Linked DNA regions of Homo sapiens: region 1 is linked to region 2. A link is an interaction called in ENCODE POLR2A ChIA-PET data of the cell type or tissue named here. Cell type or tissue: Caco-2. All regions are shown on one strand. Region 1 overlaps HYCC2 (hyccin PI4KA lipid kinase complex subunit 2). Region 2 overlaps ORC2 (origin recognition complex subunit 2).

What was found. Peaks named below come from ENCODE experiments on the same cell type or tissue, not always from the same donor. Only the 100,000 strongest peaks of a DNase experiment are listed, where the experiment ranks them.
Region 1: POLR2A ChIA-PET joins it to region 2 with 5 read pairs; 8 of 35 experiments call an interaction of 5 or more read pairs at or near these places.

Annotation. Positions count from the first base shown.
Region 1 is chr2:201,006,055-201,010,054 of GRCh38, reverse strand. It overlaps HYCC2 (hyccin PI4KA lipid kinase complex subunit 2), which reads left to right. Exons shown (of 13, transcript NM_001321623.1): 7 at 967-1,082. It overlaps LOC105373835 (a long non-coding RNA gene), which reads right to left. Exons shown (of 3, transcript NR_187976.1): 2 at 954-1,069. Among named protein-coding and RNA genes, the nearest start is that of ORC2, 44 kb to the right of the region's middle. In Caco-2, no CTCF peak of the experiment used is centred here; DNase peaks (open chromatin) are centred at 1,514 and 2,374.
Region 2 is chr2:200,950,951-200,954,950 of GRCh38, reverse strand. The region is part of intron 4 of ORC2 (origin recognition complex subunit 2); the gene reads left to right. Among named protein-coding and RNA genes, the nearest start is that of ORC2, 11 kb to the left of the region's middle. In Caco-2, no CTCF peak of the experiment used is centred here; no DNase peak of the experiment used is centred here.

The sequences.
Region 1 (4,000 bases), 55 kb before region 2:
TCAGCTCACTGCCACCTCCACCTCCCGGGTTCAAGCGATTCTCCTGTCTCAGCCTTCCGAGTAGCTGGGACTACAGGTGCATGCCACCACGCCCGGCTAATTTTTTTGTATTTTTAGTGCAGATGGGGTTTCACTGTGTTAGCCAGGATGGTCTTGATATCCTGACCTCTTGATCTGCCCACCTTGGCCTCCCGAAGTGCTGGGATTACAGGCGTGAGCCACCGCGCCTGGCCTGGATGGTTCTTCTAACTTTAGAAACATGAACTCAATAATGTTAGTATTAAAGAGACATTTGGGCCAGTTATGGTGGCTCATGCTTGTAATCCCAGCACTTTGGGAGGCCGAGGTGGGTGGATCACTTGAGGTCAGAAGTTTGAGACCAGCCTGGCCAACATGGCGAAACCGCGTCTCTACTAAAAATACAAAAATTAGCTGGATGTGGTAGTGGGTACCTGTAATGCCAGCTACTCAGGTGTCTGAGGCACAGGAATCACTCAAACCCAAAAGGCGGAGGTTTCAGTGAGCAAAGATTGTGCCACTGCACTCCAACCTGGGAGACAGAGTGAGACTCTGTCTCAAAAAAAAAAGAGAGATATTTGATTATAGTCTTTAATATTGTTTGTATAATTATAAGCAGTTGTACTCATTCTGGAATATAGACATTAAAATGGATGTATTTTTAACCTTTAGTTTTTTCAGCAACTTTTCATACTCTCTTAAATATAGATTTATTACATGACTTTTAAAAAATGTTTTTAGTTTTATATTTTACAGGCAATTTCCAAAAGAAGCTATAGAATTTATATAATTGACAGTTGAAAGATTCTGAACCTTTTCCGTGAAGAATGAGAAGAATAAATGATCCAAAACTGCCTTTTATGGAAAAGAAAATTAAATATTATTACATGATACAGATTTTTACTTCATGGTAGAGACATTGTCTCATACTGTACCTTATTTTTGTAGCCTTCAACAATTGGATCCATGGCTTTGACAGAAGGGGCATTGTGTCAGCATGATCTCATCAGAGTTGTTTATAGTGATCTTCATCCTCAGAGGGAAACATTCACTGCACAGAACCGGTAATGGTCAAAACTGTATATAGTAACAACTTGTATGTATGTATGCATGAATATATATATGAATGAATGAATGACAGAGTCTCACTCTGTCACCCAGGCTGGAATGTAGTTTGTAGCCACAAACATGGCTCACTGCAGCCTTGACCTCCCAGGCTTAAGTGATCTTCCCACCTCAGCTTTCCAAGTAGCTAGGACTACAGGTGTACACCACCATGCCTGGCCAATTTTTTTTTTATTTTTTGTAGAGAAAAGGTCTTGCTATGTTGTCCAGGCTGGTCTCGAACTCCTGGCCTCAAGCACTTCTCCTGCCTCAGCCTCACAAAGTGCTGAGATTATAGGCATGAGCCACTGCACCTGGCCCATTTATTTATTTATTTAGAGACAGAGTCTAGTTATGTTGCCTAGGCTGGTCTTGATCTCCTGGCCTCAACGTGATCCTCCCACCTTAGATTCCTGAGTAGCTGGGATTACAGGCATGCACCACTGCACTCAGCTAACAATCATTAACTTACACTTAGTAGTTAACTATAATTACTTCAGTTCAAGTTTGGTATGAGAAGACTCCAAAAGGTAAATACATCATAGTTGTGAAATACCCATTGTCTAATGTTTGGTATTATGTTATGGTCATCTTGTATAAAGCAGTGTAAAAAGTGGATGTGCAGTCAGTCAAACCAGGATTCATATTCTAGTACTGCAATTTAGAAATTTTTCCCTCAGACAGTTTATCTACTCTGTACACCTTGCTTTCTTGGTTGCAGAATGGGATTCGTACCTGAAATTTTACAGTTTGAGGGACAGGTTGCAAAATTGCCCTCACTTCTGACTAATTGAAAGTTTTGGGAGTTCCCAAAACCAAACTCTTGTTTGATAATTTGCTAGAAGGACTCACAGGATTCACTGAAAGCCATTATACTCACAGTTATGGTTTATTACAGGGAAAGAATAGAGATTAAAATCAGCCAAAAGAGACACATATAGTAGAATATGAAGGGTTTCAAACACAAAGCATCTGTTGTCCTTTCCCCTGAAGTCAGGATACATTACCCTCCTGGCATCAATGCATGACAGTAAACACAAAGTATTGGTAATGGGAGAGGCTCATTTAAGCTCTGGTTTCCAGAGTTTTTTTTATTGAGGCATCATTATGTAGGCATGATTGATTAGGTTGATTGCCTACTTGGTTGATCTCAGCCTCCATGTGGACTGATGCAGTGTGACCCAGAGCTACCACCTTAAATCACACGGCAGTTCTTTCTGGCATGGCCAACTCCTACCTAAGAAAGTCAGATGTGGTCAGTCCGGCCTGAAGTTCTGGTGTTACCAGTCTCGGCCCTAAACAAAGACTCTTTATCAGATTAACTTCCTAGGAGCAAAGGCCAGATGTCTCTTTGGGCAAGGCCAGTTTATAGATGGCCCATGAATTATTATGGTTCAACTTAAGGTTTTTCAACTTTACAATGGTATCAAAGCAATATGCATTCAATAAAAACTGTACTTCAAGTACCTATGTAAACCTTCTCATTTTTACTTTCAGTACAGTATTCAGTAAATTACATGAGATACTCAATTTTATGATAAATATAAAATAGGCTTTGTGTTAGATGATTTTTGCCCAGCTGTAGGGCTAATGTAAGTGTTCTGAGCACATTTAAGGTAGGCTGGACTATGCTATGATGTTCAGTAGGGTAGATGTATTAAATGCTTTTTTGACTTATGATATTTTCGATTTACAATGGGTTTATTGGTATGCAATTCCATCATAGGTCGAGAAACACCTGTATTTATTATACAGGCTGTCCCCTGGTCTTTGGCCAAGGCTCAAAAATGATCATGTTTATCTGGGCATCTACATTTAGTATAGCATTTATATGACAGATACTATCATTATGAATATGCCTAACATTTGGAGGAGCCAGTGTAGGTTACAGATAGATTTAAAGAAATAACTAATTCATCCTTTAATGTTTGCATATATTTTCATATTTTTGCACAAATTTGATTACCTCACCCCTCTTCTTTATCTACCTTGTGGTAAACTTGTGCAGCACTATTTGTCATAGAAATTAGTTAATGATTAGCTAAATTTAGTTCCTCCTCAGGCAAGTCATGTTCCATTAGTATTCATTCTAAGGAGGCTTCAATTCAATTTCCAATACATATGACCAATATTATAACCTTACCAACAATGCCAATATTATACCATGTCACAGGATGGCAGTAAATGAAACCTGAAAAATAAGAGCCAAAGATACTGGCACATTCATAGAGTGCCAGTCAGTCATTAACAATTATCCCAGTTCATCATCATATATGACCAAAATATCTCCCAGAGAGAAGTCACTCAAGTTTACAGACTTCTGTTTAGCCTTATTAAGTTCTAAAAGCAGGAGTGGCCTCACAAACACTTGACTTTTACTCTTTCAGGCATCTAGTATAATTGAGCTAATAGTATCATCTCTTGCTCTGAGTGTCTTCCAAGGTGCTAATGTATTTCCCACATTGCAAAACTCATTTATTCATTTAAAAAAATCTCGCCAGGTGCGGCTCATGCCTGTAATCCCAGCACTTTGGGAGGCCGATGCAGGTGGATCACCTGAGGTCAGGAGTTCAAAACCAGCCTGGCCAATGTGGCAAAACCCTATCTCTGCTAAAAAATACAAAAAAAAAAAAAAAATTAACCAGGCGTGGTGGTGGGTGCCTGTAATCCCAGCTACTTGAGAGGCTGAGGGAGGGACAATCACCTGAACCAAGGAGGCAGAGGTTGCAGTGAGCTGAGATCACGCCAGTGCACTCCAGCCTGGGTGACAGAGCAAGACTCCGTCTCAAAAAAAAAAAAAAAGCCAGGCGCGATAGCTCACGCCTGTAATCTCAGCACTTTGGGAGGCTGAGGCAGGCGGATCACAAGGTCAGGAGTT
Region 2 (4,000 bases):
AAACCCATACCATTTATTTATTTATTTATTTATTTATTTATTTATTCATTCATTCATTCATTCATTCCTCACACTGGGGAACTTTGCCTTATTTTTTGGCATCATGCCCTATGTTTTTCAACCTTTTTAAAATTATTGACCCCTAATTAGCCTTTTTAGACATTTTCTCCTAATCACTTTTTCCCACCCTAAAAATTTCAGTACTACATATATGCTGTATATCTGTTTATGTACTGTGACGCTTTGGAGGGCCACAGACTATTATATTAATAATGTCAAAGTCTTTTTTCCACACTCCCTCCTGTGCCAAGATCCAGTTTTACCCAATTGGGAGATGTATTGTACCTGTCAAGAATGCCTGCTTTAGAGAACGTGGAACCGTTAACATTTCAGTGTGTATCTTCTGTCTGTTCATACATGCATGGGCACACATAAGCTTGCACCATTACGTTTATAAATAGACTTTTTGCAATTAATAATGTATCATATATACATTACTCTGTCATTAGACATTCTTCTACAATAAGAGTTTTGACATGTATTGCCAAATATCCTCCTAAAGTTTATACAGATTACACTATTTAATCATAGTTACATTTTCCTAAAGACTTAGTTTTGGCCAGGTGCAGTGGCTCATGCCTGTAATCTCAGCACTTTGGGAGGCCAAGGCGGGTGGATCGCCTGAGGACGGGAATTCAAGACCAGCCTGGCCAACATGGCGAAACCGTGTCTCTACTAAAAATACAAAAAATTAGCTGGGCGTGGTGGTGGGTGCCTGTAATCTCAGCTACTCGGGAGGCTGAGGCAGGAAAATCGCTTGAACCCGGGAGATGGAGGTTGCAATGAGCCAAGGTCACACCATTGCACTTCAGCCTGGGCAACAAGAGTGAAAATCCATCTCAAAAAAAAAAAAAGAAAAAGAAAGAAAGAAATCCCAAATCCCATCTCTACAAAAAACATACAAAAATTAGCTGGGCGTGGTGGCATGCACCTGTAGTCCTAGCTGCTCAGAAGGCTGAAGTGGGAGGATCACTGGAGCCCAGGAGGTTGAGGCTGCAGTGAGCCACAATCACACCATTGCACACTAGCATGGGTGACAGAGCAAGAATTTATCTCATACACACACAAAAAAGCTTAGCATCTGAACCATTTTTAAAGTGTATGGGTTCAGTGGCATTAGGTACATTCACACCATTTGTAACCAATCTCCCAAACTTTTCTCATTGTACAAAACTGAAATTTATTCATCTGTAGATGGACACTTGGGTTGCTTCAACCTTTTGGGTATTGCGAATGATGCTGCTATGAACATGGGTGTACAAATACCTCTTTGTGACCCTGCATTCAATTCTTTGGGGTTTATACCCATAAGTGGAAATGCTGGATCATGTGCTAATTCTATTTTTAATTTTTTAAGGAACCACCATACTTTTTGCACAGTGGCTGCACCATTTTACATATCAACCTACAGTGTACAAGGGTTCCAATTTCTCCACGTTCTTACCAACACCTATTTCCTTTTTTAAAAAAAAAAAAAAACAGTAGCCCTTTTAATGGATATGAGGCGGTGGTTTTATTTTCTTTTAAATTTAACATATCGTTAAATTCTCAGAGGTCAGTCTTCGGACAAAAAGAACTGTAATAGCTAGTAGTATTGCATTCTAATATATAAATAATGTGTGGTTTTCTATATTATACTTTTGGATTGTTTGTAACTTTTTATTAGTGTAACTAATGCAGTAGTGATTGATTTTGATGTAGGACTTGAGTCTTTGAATGTAAGTTTGTTGGAGATCAGCTGGTTGAACAGTATTGCCTTTTTTTTTTTTTTTTTTTTTGAGACAGGGTCTCACTCTGTCACCTAGGCTGGAGTGCAGTGGCACAATCAAGGCTCACTGCAACCTTAGCCTCCCTGGGCTCAGGTGATCCTCCCACCTAAGCCTCCTGAGTAGCTGCAACTACAGGTGCGGACCACCATGCCTGGCTAGTTTTTGTATATTTTGTAGAGGTGGAGTCTCACCATGTTGACCAGGCTGGTCTCAAACCCCTAGGCTCAAGTGATCTGCCAGCCTCAGCCTATCCAAAGTGCTGAGATTAGAGGTGTAAGCAATTATGCCCAGCCTGCTTTTTTTTTTTTTAATTTTTAAGCTATCATATCCATAATGCATCAACTGGAATTTTCCAGTTTCATTTTCTTCCAATAAACTGATAACTTAATGATACTTTTGATGCTATCTGAGTGTAGTAGGCTTTCATGTTTCTCAAATTTTCTCTTAAATCTTTTACAGTTTCTCATTCTCACCTTATTTAAAACCAGTTGTTTTAGTTAATAACTTTTTCAAGTTTATATTTTGTCTATATTTGACATTCAGACAAAAATAAATTATATAGGCCGGGCGCGGTGGCTCATGCCTGTAATCCCAGCACTTTGGGAGGCCAAGGTGGGTGGATCATGAGGTCAGGAGATCGAGACCATCCTGGCTAACACAGTGAAACCCTGTCCCTACTAAAAATACAAAAAAAATTAGCCGGGTGTGGTGGCGGGCGACTGTAGTCCCAGCTACTCGGGAGGTGGAGGCAGGAGAATGGCATGAACCCAGGAGGCAGAGCTTGCAGTGAGCCTAGATCGTGCCACTGCACTCCAGCCTGGGCGACAGAGTGAGACTCCGTCTCAAAAAATAAATAAATAAATAAATTATATAAATATATAGTTATACATTCTATATTCTAATTATATATTCTAGTTGTAGTTCTATCATTGCAGTAACAAGTTCTCCATAAATAGATTTGTGCATATATGAAAACTAGATATACTGTAGAAGTAGCATTGCAGATCACTGGGCTAGTGATGAACTGGTCAGTAAATGGTGATGGGACAATTGTATATTCCCATTTTAAAAAAAAGGCCCTCTACCTCCCTTTATAAACAGATTAATTACCTTAATTATTTAAACATGAAAAGCAAATTGTAAATGCTTTTAGACAAAAATATAAGAGAATATGGTTTTGGTCTTGATTACAGAAAGTTTTCTTAGAAAATATGTAATCAAAAGAAAAGATTGACAAATTCAACTAATTAAAATTCATTGTTTCTCAAGAAAGTGAGAAGACTACAGACTAGAAGAAAATGTTGCAGAAGACATGTCTGATAAAGGACTTTTAATCCAAAATATACAAAGAGCTTTTAAAATTCAGCAATAAGAAAACAATTTAATTAAAAAATAGGCAAATAGGTATTTGAACAGATACCATATGCTTATTTGCCATCTATTTTTATTCTTTATTACCAAGGAAAATAAACAGATGGCCAATAAGCATATGAAAATATGCTCAATATCATATCATTAGGGAATTGCAAATTAAAACAAAATGAGATACCACTATACACCTATTAGAATAGCCAAAATCCAAAACACGAATACCACCAAATACTGATTAGGATGTGGAGCAGCAAGAACTCATTTATCTCTAGTTAATGCAAAATGGTGCAGCCCCATGAAAAACAGCTGTGCTGCTGCTTATGAAACTCAACATACTCTAACTATATAATCCAGTAGTTATGTTTCTTAGTATTTACCCAAATGAGTTGAATACTTATGTCCACACAAAAACCTGCAGGTGGACCTTTATAGCAATTTCATTCACAATGGCCAAAACTTGGAAGCAACAAAGAGGTCGTTCAGTAGATGAATGGATGAACAAACTGGCACATCCTGACCATGGAGTATTCAGCACTTAAATAAAAAAGAGCTATCAAGCCATGAACAAGATATGAAAGGACCTTAAAAGTATGTTACTAAGTGAAATAAGCCAATCTGAAAAGGCTACATACTGTATGATTCCAACTATATGACATTCTGGAAAATGCAAAACTGTGGAGACAGTAAAAAGACTAGTGTAAAGTCTATTTTATAAGAAACCAGCACTTTCCTTCAAATGACACCATAAAAAGAGTGTAAAGACAAGCCACAGCGTAAAGAAGATATTTTTTCTGAGAAGA